Regions from separate parts of the Homo sapiens genome. Here region 1 is linked to region 2. Evidence: chromatin loops called from intact Hi-C (ENCODE). Cell type or tissue: transverse colon. All regions are shown on one strand. Links, peaks and the distances in the headings refer to the core of each region. The heading gives the core; the rest is flanking DNA.

The links. Peaks named below come from ENCODE experiments on the same cell type or tissue, not always from the same donor. Only the 100,000 strongest peaks of a DNase experiment are listed, where the experiment ranks them.
Region 1: a loop joins it to region 2, with 11 times the contacts of the local background. A loop is called at or near these places in 1 of 110 quality-filtered maps.

Annotation. Positions count from the first base shown.
Region 1 is chr1:201,638,475-201,642,855 of GRCh38, reverse strand. All of the region lies in intron 4 of NAV1 (neuron navigator 1), which reads right to left. LOC124904482 (a long non-coding RNA gene) reads left to right here. Exons shown (of 2, transcript XR_007066789.1): 1 at 1-4,381. Among named protein-coding and RNA genes, the nearest start is that of MIR5191, 79 kb to the left of the region's middle. In transverse colon, for the core only: no CTCF peak of the experiment used is centred there; a DNase peak (open chromatin) is centred at 2,100; H3K27ac peaks cover 2,033 bases.
Region 2 is chr1:202,075,936-202,080,316 of GRCh38, reverse strand. No RefSeq gene overlaps it. Among named protein-coding and RNA genes, the nearest start is that of GPR37L1, 45 kb to the left of the region's middle. RefSeq lists a cis regulatory region at 3,895-4,334 and an enhancer at 4,206-4,381. In transverse colon, for the core only: no CTCF peak of the experiment used is centred there; DNase peaks (open chromatin) are centred at 1,916 and 4,016; H3K27ac peaks cover 3,311 bases.

The DNA.
Region 1 (4,381 bases), core at 239-4,238, 440 kb after region 2:
GGAGCCTGCAGTGAGCCGAGATGGCGCCACTGCACTCCAGCCTGGGCGACAGAGCAAGACTCCGAGAAAGAAAAGAAAAGAGAAGAGAAAAGAAAAGAAAAGAAGGAGGGAGGGAGGGAAGAAAGGAAGGAAGGGAAGAAAGAAAGAAAGAAAGAGAGAGAAGAAAGGGAAGAAAGAGAGGGAGGGAAGGAAGGGAAGGAAGGAGCGAGGGAGGAAGGAAGGAAGGAAAAGGAAAGGGAAGGAAGGTGGAAGGAAAGGAGGAAGGAAGAAAGAAAGAGAAGGAAGGGAAGAAAGGGAAAAAAGAAAGAAAGAAAGAAAGAAAGAAAGAAAAAAAGAAAGAAAGAGGCCGGGTGCGGTGGCTCACACCTGTAATCCCAGCACTTTGGGTGAATCACGAGGTCAGGAGATTGAGACCATTCTGGCTAACACGGTGAAACCCCGTCTGTACTAAAACAAACAAACAAACAAACAAAAAATTAGCTGGGTGTGGTGGCGGGCGACTGTAGTCCCAGCTACTTGGGAGGCTGAGGCAGGAGAATGGTGTGAACCCGGGAGGCGGAGCCTGCAGTGAGCCGAGATCGCGCCACTGCACTCCAGCCTGGGCGACAGACCAAGACTCCGAGAAAGAAAGGAAGAAAGGAGGGAAGGAAGAAAGGAAGAAAGGAGGGAAGGAAGGAAGGAAGGAAGGGAGGGGAGAGAGAAAGAAAAAGAAGGAAAGAAAGAAAGAGAGAAGAAAGGGAAGAAAGAAAGAGGAAGGGAAGGAAGGAGGGAGGGAGGGAGGAAGGAAAAAAAGAAAGAAAAGGGAAGGAAGGAAAGGAAGGAGGAAGGAAGAGAAAGAAAGAGAGAAGGAAGGGAATAAAGGGAAGAAAGAGAAAAAGAGAGAGAGAGAAAGGAAGGAAGGGAAGAAAAAGAGAAAGAAAGGAGGGAGGGAGGGAAGGAATGAAGGAAGGTGACCTTGGGAGAAGGGGAGATTTGCGGGAGGGAGAAGGGGGCACATGAGCCCATACTTGGCTTCCTCCAGGGTTAAGGGCAGAGCAGGGGAGGTTTTTCTTGATTTCTGGGACCACAGTCAGGATCTGGAGAGCAAGGGCTGGGAACCCAGCCACATGGCTCTTCAAGCCTAGCCCACTCACTCTGGACCAGCATGGAGTTGTCACTGCCCAACTCAGTGACAAGCATTTTCTATACGTTTTCTCTGCTTAGATGCCTACCATAAGGTCTCCTCATCACCTGCCTAGCAGATGCCAACACCCCTGCCTTTGTGGAAAGCCCTCTAGCCATTGTTCCCCACTTCTTTTTGTCCTTTTCTCCACCATGTCATTCCCTCATGTCATTCCAGCTATCAGCAGGGACTTTTTGAGCACCCAAAACATGGGACTTCTTAAGCAACCCAAAGCTTTACTTCCAGTGAGATGGGAGCCTTGGTAGGCTGGGAGCAGAGAGTGACATGACCTGGCTTCCCTCTTGAAAAGGCCACTTTGGCTGCTATTTGGGGAGCAAATTGCTGGGCTCAAGGGCAGAAGCAGTTGCAGTCACCCAAGTGAGAGATGATGGTGGCTTGGAACTGGGCGGTGACTGTGGTGGTAGTGAGAAGTGGTCAGGCTCTGCATATATTTTGAAGCTGTTAGAATTTGCTATTGGCCAAATGTGGGTGTGTGGGAAAGAGAGGAACCAAGAATGTCCCCCAAGGATTTGGGCCTGGACAGCTCTAAGATTGGAGTTGCCATCAAGCAAAATGGGAAGGCTTCAGGAGGAGCTGGTTTTGGAGGTAGAATTAGAGTCCTCTCTTCTCCCCGGCCCCGCTTGAGGCCAAATCCGCCTCCTCTAGGCCGCCTTCCCTGACTCTCCCCACGCAGTTCACTGCAGCCACTTTAATCATTTCCTAATGTTCAGGGCTGTCATTCGTCATTCACCTATTGGTGCTTCCCAAGGATTCATCTTCAGTTGAACTTTTTCTCAAAACCCATCCCAGCTCTGTGCACACAGTGGGCTCTCAAAAATATTTGGTGAATGACGATTGATTAAATGAATGAATGCGTGACTCGGAACAGATGTGTAGGGAATTGTAAACAGCAGTGACCTCTTAATACCCCGTGGCAAGACACAGTGCAGCTGGTGTGTGGAATGGAAGCCAAGCTTCTGGGATGGTGGCCCAGCAGCATCTTTTCTCCCTTCCCTGAAGCCCTGGGCCAGAGTGAGGCCAGTAGACCCTTGCCTTGCTCCTTTGAAGGAAGCTCCAGTTCTTCAGAGGAATGACCTTGGGGCATTCAGGGCTGAGACCCTCTTCTGCCCCTAAATCTCTGCTCTGTCCAGAGGCATGGGGATAGTTTCACCACACTTCTGGGAGACAGGGGGAAAAGTGGGCAAGGTATCCTCACAGCCCAGGCAGTAATCCCAGCTGGGACTTCAGCCCCATCCCCCACTCCCACTTGCTGAAAAAAAAGGAGACACTAGACACAGTGGTCCAATATGGATGCTCTGAGTGGCTCACACCTCCAGGACCTCATCCAGGAAGACTTCCTAGATTGGTCCATTAGCCCAGCCACTGCCTTTGCTTCTCCAGGGCATTGGTAGTTGAGATATTTCTGTGGACACTGCAGGTCCCCGGCTCACCCTCTCTGGCCCCAGAAGACTCCCTGAGTTCAGTGGTTGGGGATTTTTCCTCTGGGCTACAGATCAGGTGTGTGGGCTCCAGAGAGAGATTTATTGTCTTCCTGTCTATTGGGGAAAATGAGGCAGAGAAAACTAGAGGCTGGGAGTGGAGCCAGAGGTCATGGGCCTCGGTCTGCCCTCTAGCTCAACCGTCTCGGGGGAGCTTCCAGAAGGGTGGGAATGCCGAGAAATTCTAAGCTACAACTCACATTCCTTGGAGCTCACAGCTGCCTGGACACAAATTTCTACACCAACAGGGCAAGGATAGAGCAGGGATGAGCCTGCCCACCGTGTGAAAGGACAGGGTCGGAAATGAGGTCCCTTAGAAGGAAAACAAGTCACCTCTAGTCACACAAGTAAACAAGACCAGAGCCTGAAGCCCATGTCCCCAGCTGGAGGCCGGGGCCCCCCAAGCTGGGATGGGGACGGGGCACAGGCTCTCCCTTCAGAGGCAGGGTTCTCGGGGCTTTGTCGTCCTGGAGGGAGTGGAAACTGGTTGAAGGCTCTTGGGAGGGCCTGTTCCAGACGTGGGAGGGGAGGATAGGGGCTGGAATCCAAAAAACTGGCCCCTCCTTCAGCCAAGGGTTTCTCAGCTAGAAAGTCAGGGGGCTAGGGAGGTCTGACTCAGGGCTGGGCTTCTTCTTCTCAGGGCTGGACACTTGCTTCTCCCAAGTGTCCCGGCCCCCAGGCTAGAACACAGGACTTCTATTTCTCGTGACTGGTTTCTCAGCAGAGGAGCCCTGGCAGTGCACAACAAGGCACGGGGTTTCTCCTTCCCCTCCTTGGGGAGTGGGGTCCAGATCTCCAAGCATTGAGACCTTCCTTCTTTTAAAGCCAGAACTCCATGATGTCCTGCAGAGAAGCATATCTCTGACCTGATGACCTCGCTGGCTTCCCAGGAAAGGACAGTCCCCTGGCCTCTGCTATCTGGCTGCCTTAGAGGCCAGTGCTGGCCAACACGCAGTACTCAAGCCCTTCCCCACTCTGGCTTCACCTGCTGACAACTTTGACCTCTAATGCTTTCCTCTAAATGCCCCTGCTCCAGGCCTGACCCCACCCCTGCACCTTTGCTTTGCTCTGCCCTTTTCCTGAATGCCTTCTGTTATATGAATTCAAATCCAATTCTCCCCTCAAGGCCCAGCTTCAGAGCCACCTCCTCCAGGAGGCCTTATGACTACCCCATCGCACACCGCTCTGCCTTTCCTACCCACTGATTATAGTCAGGGGCTGGGTACCCACATTCTGCCTACTTATATCCCACGGAGATATCCTCTTCTGCCAGCTGAATTGTTAAGTGCCCTACATAGGTTAGTTAGTAAGGGCTCACTGATCCTTGCTGAACTGAAAGACAGGGGATCTTACAGTTACTAAGCACCTCCTATTGCCAGGGACCCTCTTAGACATGTAATGTTCATCATTTCATAAAAGCCTTTGAAGCAGGGGCTGTCATTATCTTCATTTTATAGAGACATACACTTGCCCAAGACCACACAGCAGGCTGCTGGTGGAATCAGAATTTGAATATAGGTCTGTGTGTGTTCCACATCTTCCCATAACTTCATGCTATTACCATGCAGCTATTTCTAGAGACTTGCTTAATATAATAACTGCATGTGATTCCAAGACATATAGAACCCCACAGCAGGAAAGTCTGGGATCCTGGCAGAGAAATGGGGACTGGGTATTAGAAGGGTGAGTGAAGAATGGGAAGGAGGGCCCTGACTCTCCT
Region 2 (4,381 bases), core at 240-4,239:
GCTCAAGGTATCTACCTACCTCCACCTCCCAAAGTGCTAGGATTACAGGTGTGAGCCACCACGCCCGTAACAATAACCACAATAATTGTTGTTAATTGTATTTTGATTGTCAGTTGCTCCAAGTAGAATATTAGCCTCATGAGGACAGAATTTTTTTTTTTTTTTTTGGAGACAGGTTTTCACTCTGTCACCCAGGCTGGAGTGCAGTGACACGGTCTTTGCTCATTGCAGCCTCAACCTCCCAGGCTCAAGTTATCCCCCTGCCTCAGCCTCCTGAGTAGCTGGGACTGCAGGCAGGCACCACCACGCCTAGCTAACTTTTGTATTTTTTGTAGAGACAAGACTTTACCATGTTTCCCAGGCTGGGAGGACAAGATTTTTGTGTTTTGTTCTCTGCTGTATCCTCAGTGCCTAAAACAGCACACAGTAGGAATTCAATAAATATTTCAATGACTATTGTTGAAAGAATATAGGAGGCCGGGTGTGGTGGCTCATGCCTGTAATCCCAGCACTTTGGGAGGCCGAGGTGGGTGGATCACGAGGTCAGGAGTTCAAGACCAGCCTGACCAAGATGGTGAAACCCTGTCTCTACTAAAAATACAAAAAATGGCCGGGCGCGGTGGCTCACACCTGTAATCCCAGCACTTTGGGAGGCTGAGGTGAGTGGATCACGAGGTCAGGAGATCGAGACCATCCTGGCTAACACTGTGAAACCCCGTCTCTACTGAAAATACAAAAAAAAATTAGCTGGGCATGGTGGCGGGTGCCAGTAGTCCCAGCTATTTGGGAAGCTGAGGCAGGAGAATGGCGTGAACCCGGGAGGCAGAGCTTGCAGTGAGCCGAGATCGTGCCACTGCACTCCAGCCTGGGTGACAGAGCGAGACTCCGTCTCAAAAAAAAAAAAATACAAAAAATTAGCCAGGCATGGTGGAATGCACCTGTAATCCCAGCTACTCGGGAGGCTGAGGCAGAGAATTGCTTAAACCTGGGAGGCGGAGGTTGCAGTGAGCTGAGATCGCGCCACTGCACTCCAGCCTGGGTGACAGAGCAGGACTCTGTCTCAAACAAAAAAAAAGAAAGAAAGAATATAGGAAAAGGGGGCCAGGCATGGTGGTTTATGCCTATAATCCCAACATTTTGGCTGGGCGCGGTGGCTCACGCCTCTAATCCCAGCACTTTGGGAGACTGAGACGGGTGGATCACAAGGTCAGGAGATCGAGACCATCCTGGCTAACATGGTGAAACCCTGCCTCTACTAAAAATACAAAAAAAAATTAGCCGGGCATGGTGGTGGGCGCTTGTAGTCCCAGCTACTTGGGAGGCCGAGGCAGGGAGAATGGTGTGAACCCGGGAGGCAGAGCTTGCAGTGAGCTGAGATCGCGCCACTGCACTCCAGCCTGGGGGACAGAGCGAGACTCCATCTCAAAAAAAAAAAACAAAAAAAACCCCAAAAACCAACATTTTGGGTGACCAAAGCAGGCAGATCATATACGGCCAGAAGTTTGAGACCAGTCTGGCCAATATGGTGAAACGTCATCTTTACTAAAAATACAAAAATTAGCCAGGTGTGGTGGTGCACATCTGTAATCCCAGCTACTCGGGAGGCTGAGGCAGGAGAATCACTTGAATTGGAAAGGCAGAGGTTGCAGTGAGCCGAGATCGCACCACTGTACTCCAGCCTGGGTGACAGAGCAGGAGTCTTATCTCAAAAAAAAAAAAAAAAAAAAGACTATATGAAAAGGAATATTAGATAAAACACATGGCCCTAGTTTCCCCATATGGAAAATGGGAAGGATTAAACTGGATCTAAGATTCCATCTGTTTCCAGGAGTCAGGCAGGCTGTGCTGGGGCGGCCTGGTTGGGCATGGAGGTGGGGCTGAGAGGGACAGTTTCCTCACAGGCTTCAGAACAAGCCTGTATGTGACTGGCAGGGTGGGGCAGGGCGTTGGGGGAGGGGCGATGGAAGGACTTTGCTAAGGATCTATCCAGAAGACTTCAGAATTCCCTGAATGAGGCAGGTCCAGATGTGGGCAGCTTCAGGTCAGGGCATGGGGGCCCTTCAAATAAACAGCAGCAGGCCGGGCGCGGTGGCTCACACCTGTAATCCCAGCACTTTGGGAGGCCGAGGCAGATGGATCACCTGAGGTCTGGAGTTCGAGACCAGCCAGGCCAACATGGTGAAACCCCATGTGTACTAAAAATACAAAAACTTAGCCAGGTGTAGTGGCGGGTGCCTGTAATCCCAGCTACTCAGGAGGCTGAGGCAGGAGAATCGCTTGAACCCAGGAGGTGGAGGGCCGAGATCGTGCCACTGCACTCCAGCCTGGGCAACAAGATTGAAATTCTGTCTCAAAAAAACAAAAACAAAAAAACTCCAAACATTTGCAGAGCACTTCCCACAGGCCACAGCCTGTCTGACCTTTCCAGACCAGTAAAGCAGGCCATCCCTCCAGCTCCTTTCCTCAAGGGCCCTTCCAGCATCATTCGGGTCTCAGGCTAAATGTCACTTCCTTGGAGTGGGCTTCTCTAATCACACCCTGTCACCCTCTAGCAATCATCCTATTTTAATTTCTCACATAGCACTTGGCATTCCCTGTGGATTCTCTGGTTTGAGGTCTGACTCCTCCATTTGAGTGGAAGTCCCATAAGGGCAGGGTCTGTCTCCTTCACCACAGCATTCTTCACCTGGGGCAGCACCCAGGGCAGCACCAGAAGACAGGTGAAGAGAAACCCTGTTTTATAGCTATGAAAACAGAAGCACAGAGGCTAAGTGTCTGGCCCAAGGTCTAACAGAGAGTCAGTACCAGAGCCAGCATCCATCCTCCCATGCTGACCCTCCTGCTCACCATGCCTGTCTCTCTGCCCTGGCTACCACATGGCAGCCAAAGTGAGTTTTTCTTCTTCTTTCTTTCTTTTTTTTTTTTTGAGATGGAGTCCTGCTCTGTCGCTAGGCTAGGGTGCAGCGGCACAGTCTCGGCTCACTGCAACCTCCTCCTCCTGGGTTCAAGCGATTCTCCTGCCCAGTCTCCCAAGTAGCTGGGATTACAAGTACACACCACCATGCCCGGCTAATTTCTGTATTTTTAGTAGAGACGAGGTTTCACCATGTTGGCCAGGATGGTCTTGATCTCCTGACCTTGTGACCCATCCGCCTCAGCCTCCCAGAGTGCTGGGATTACATGCGTGAGCCACCGCGCCCAGCCCAAAGTAAATTTTTCAAAACATAGACCAGATTCCTTCTGACTCACCTTCCTGTGGGTTGGTTTTCTGCATATCATCATCTCCAGACTTCTTATCTAGGCCTGTCTGACTGTCCTCATCAGGCCTCTGCCCACCATCCTCTTCTCTCCAGCTTCTATTTAACCCCCAGATCATGCTCACTCCTGCCCCAGGACCTTTGCGCTGGCTCTCTCCTCTCCAGGAAGGTTTTGGCATGGCTCATTCTTATCCCCCAGGGTATTTGTAGGAAGGTCATCCTGACCACTCTAAAGCCACCCTGTGCTGTCCCCATAGTCCCTCCCCACCACAGCCCTCTTAGACTTTCCTCCATTGCACTCAGCACCCACTACAATTATTGATTTATCTTTTGTCTCCGGCTACCCAGAACACAGCCCAGTGAGAGTAGAGACCATGCCTGGTGGCATCCTCGGTGCATCTCCGGTGCCCAGAATGGTGCCTGGCACAAAGTGGGCACTCATAAAATATTTGTTAAATGAATGGATGCAGGAGTGAATACATTTGAGAAAAAGAACCAATGGGCAGGAAAGAAATGAGGTTGGAAAGGCAGGGCTGGGGGCTGAGGGTCATTTCATAGAACAAGCACAGAGGCCTGCAGGCCCAGGCGCGGACCTCAGGAGAGATGCACAGACTACCATTAAGAGACAGTGACACTGAGGTTCCTCGCGGTGCTGGGAAGTCTGACTTGAGAGTACAGTGCTGGTTATGATTATAAACTGGCAAAAGGCAAACAGGCGAGACTGGTGAGCTTAACCCAGTGCATCTCACTCCTCTTATCAAATTTCTCTGAAGCTGTTATCTCTCTGGACTTCAAACAGCTGCCTCTTATCTTCAGCCCAGCCCAAGCAGTTATCAGGTTCTAGAATAACAGCTTTCCAGGCTGCTAGGAGCAGAGCCCAGTGCCAGGTCTCCAGCCTGGCGTGAGGAAGGCCAGAGTGTGTCTTCCCTGCACTCAGCAGGGCCTATTCACTCCCAGTCCCCAGAGTCCCTCATCACAGCACAGGAAGGGTGGGAGATAGGCTGAATCTCAATGAAGCCACTTTGGGTAGGGGCGGAGCAAAAAAAAATTTCTACTCACAGTTCCACCAACCTGTTAAGGGACTGGTCCTGAGTCTCCTCTTATCACCTGAGCCACAGGTTAAA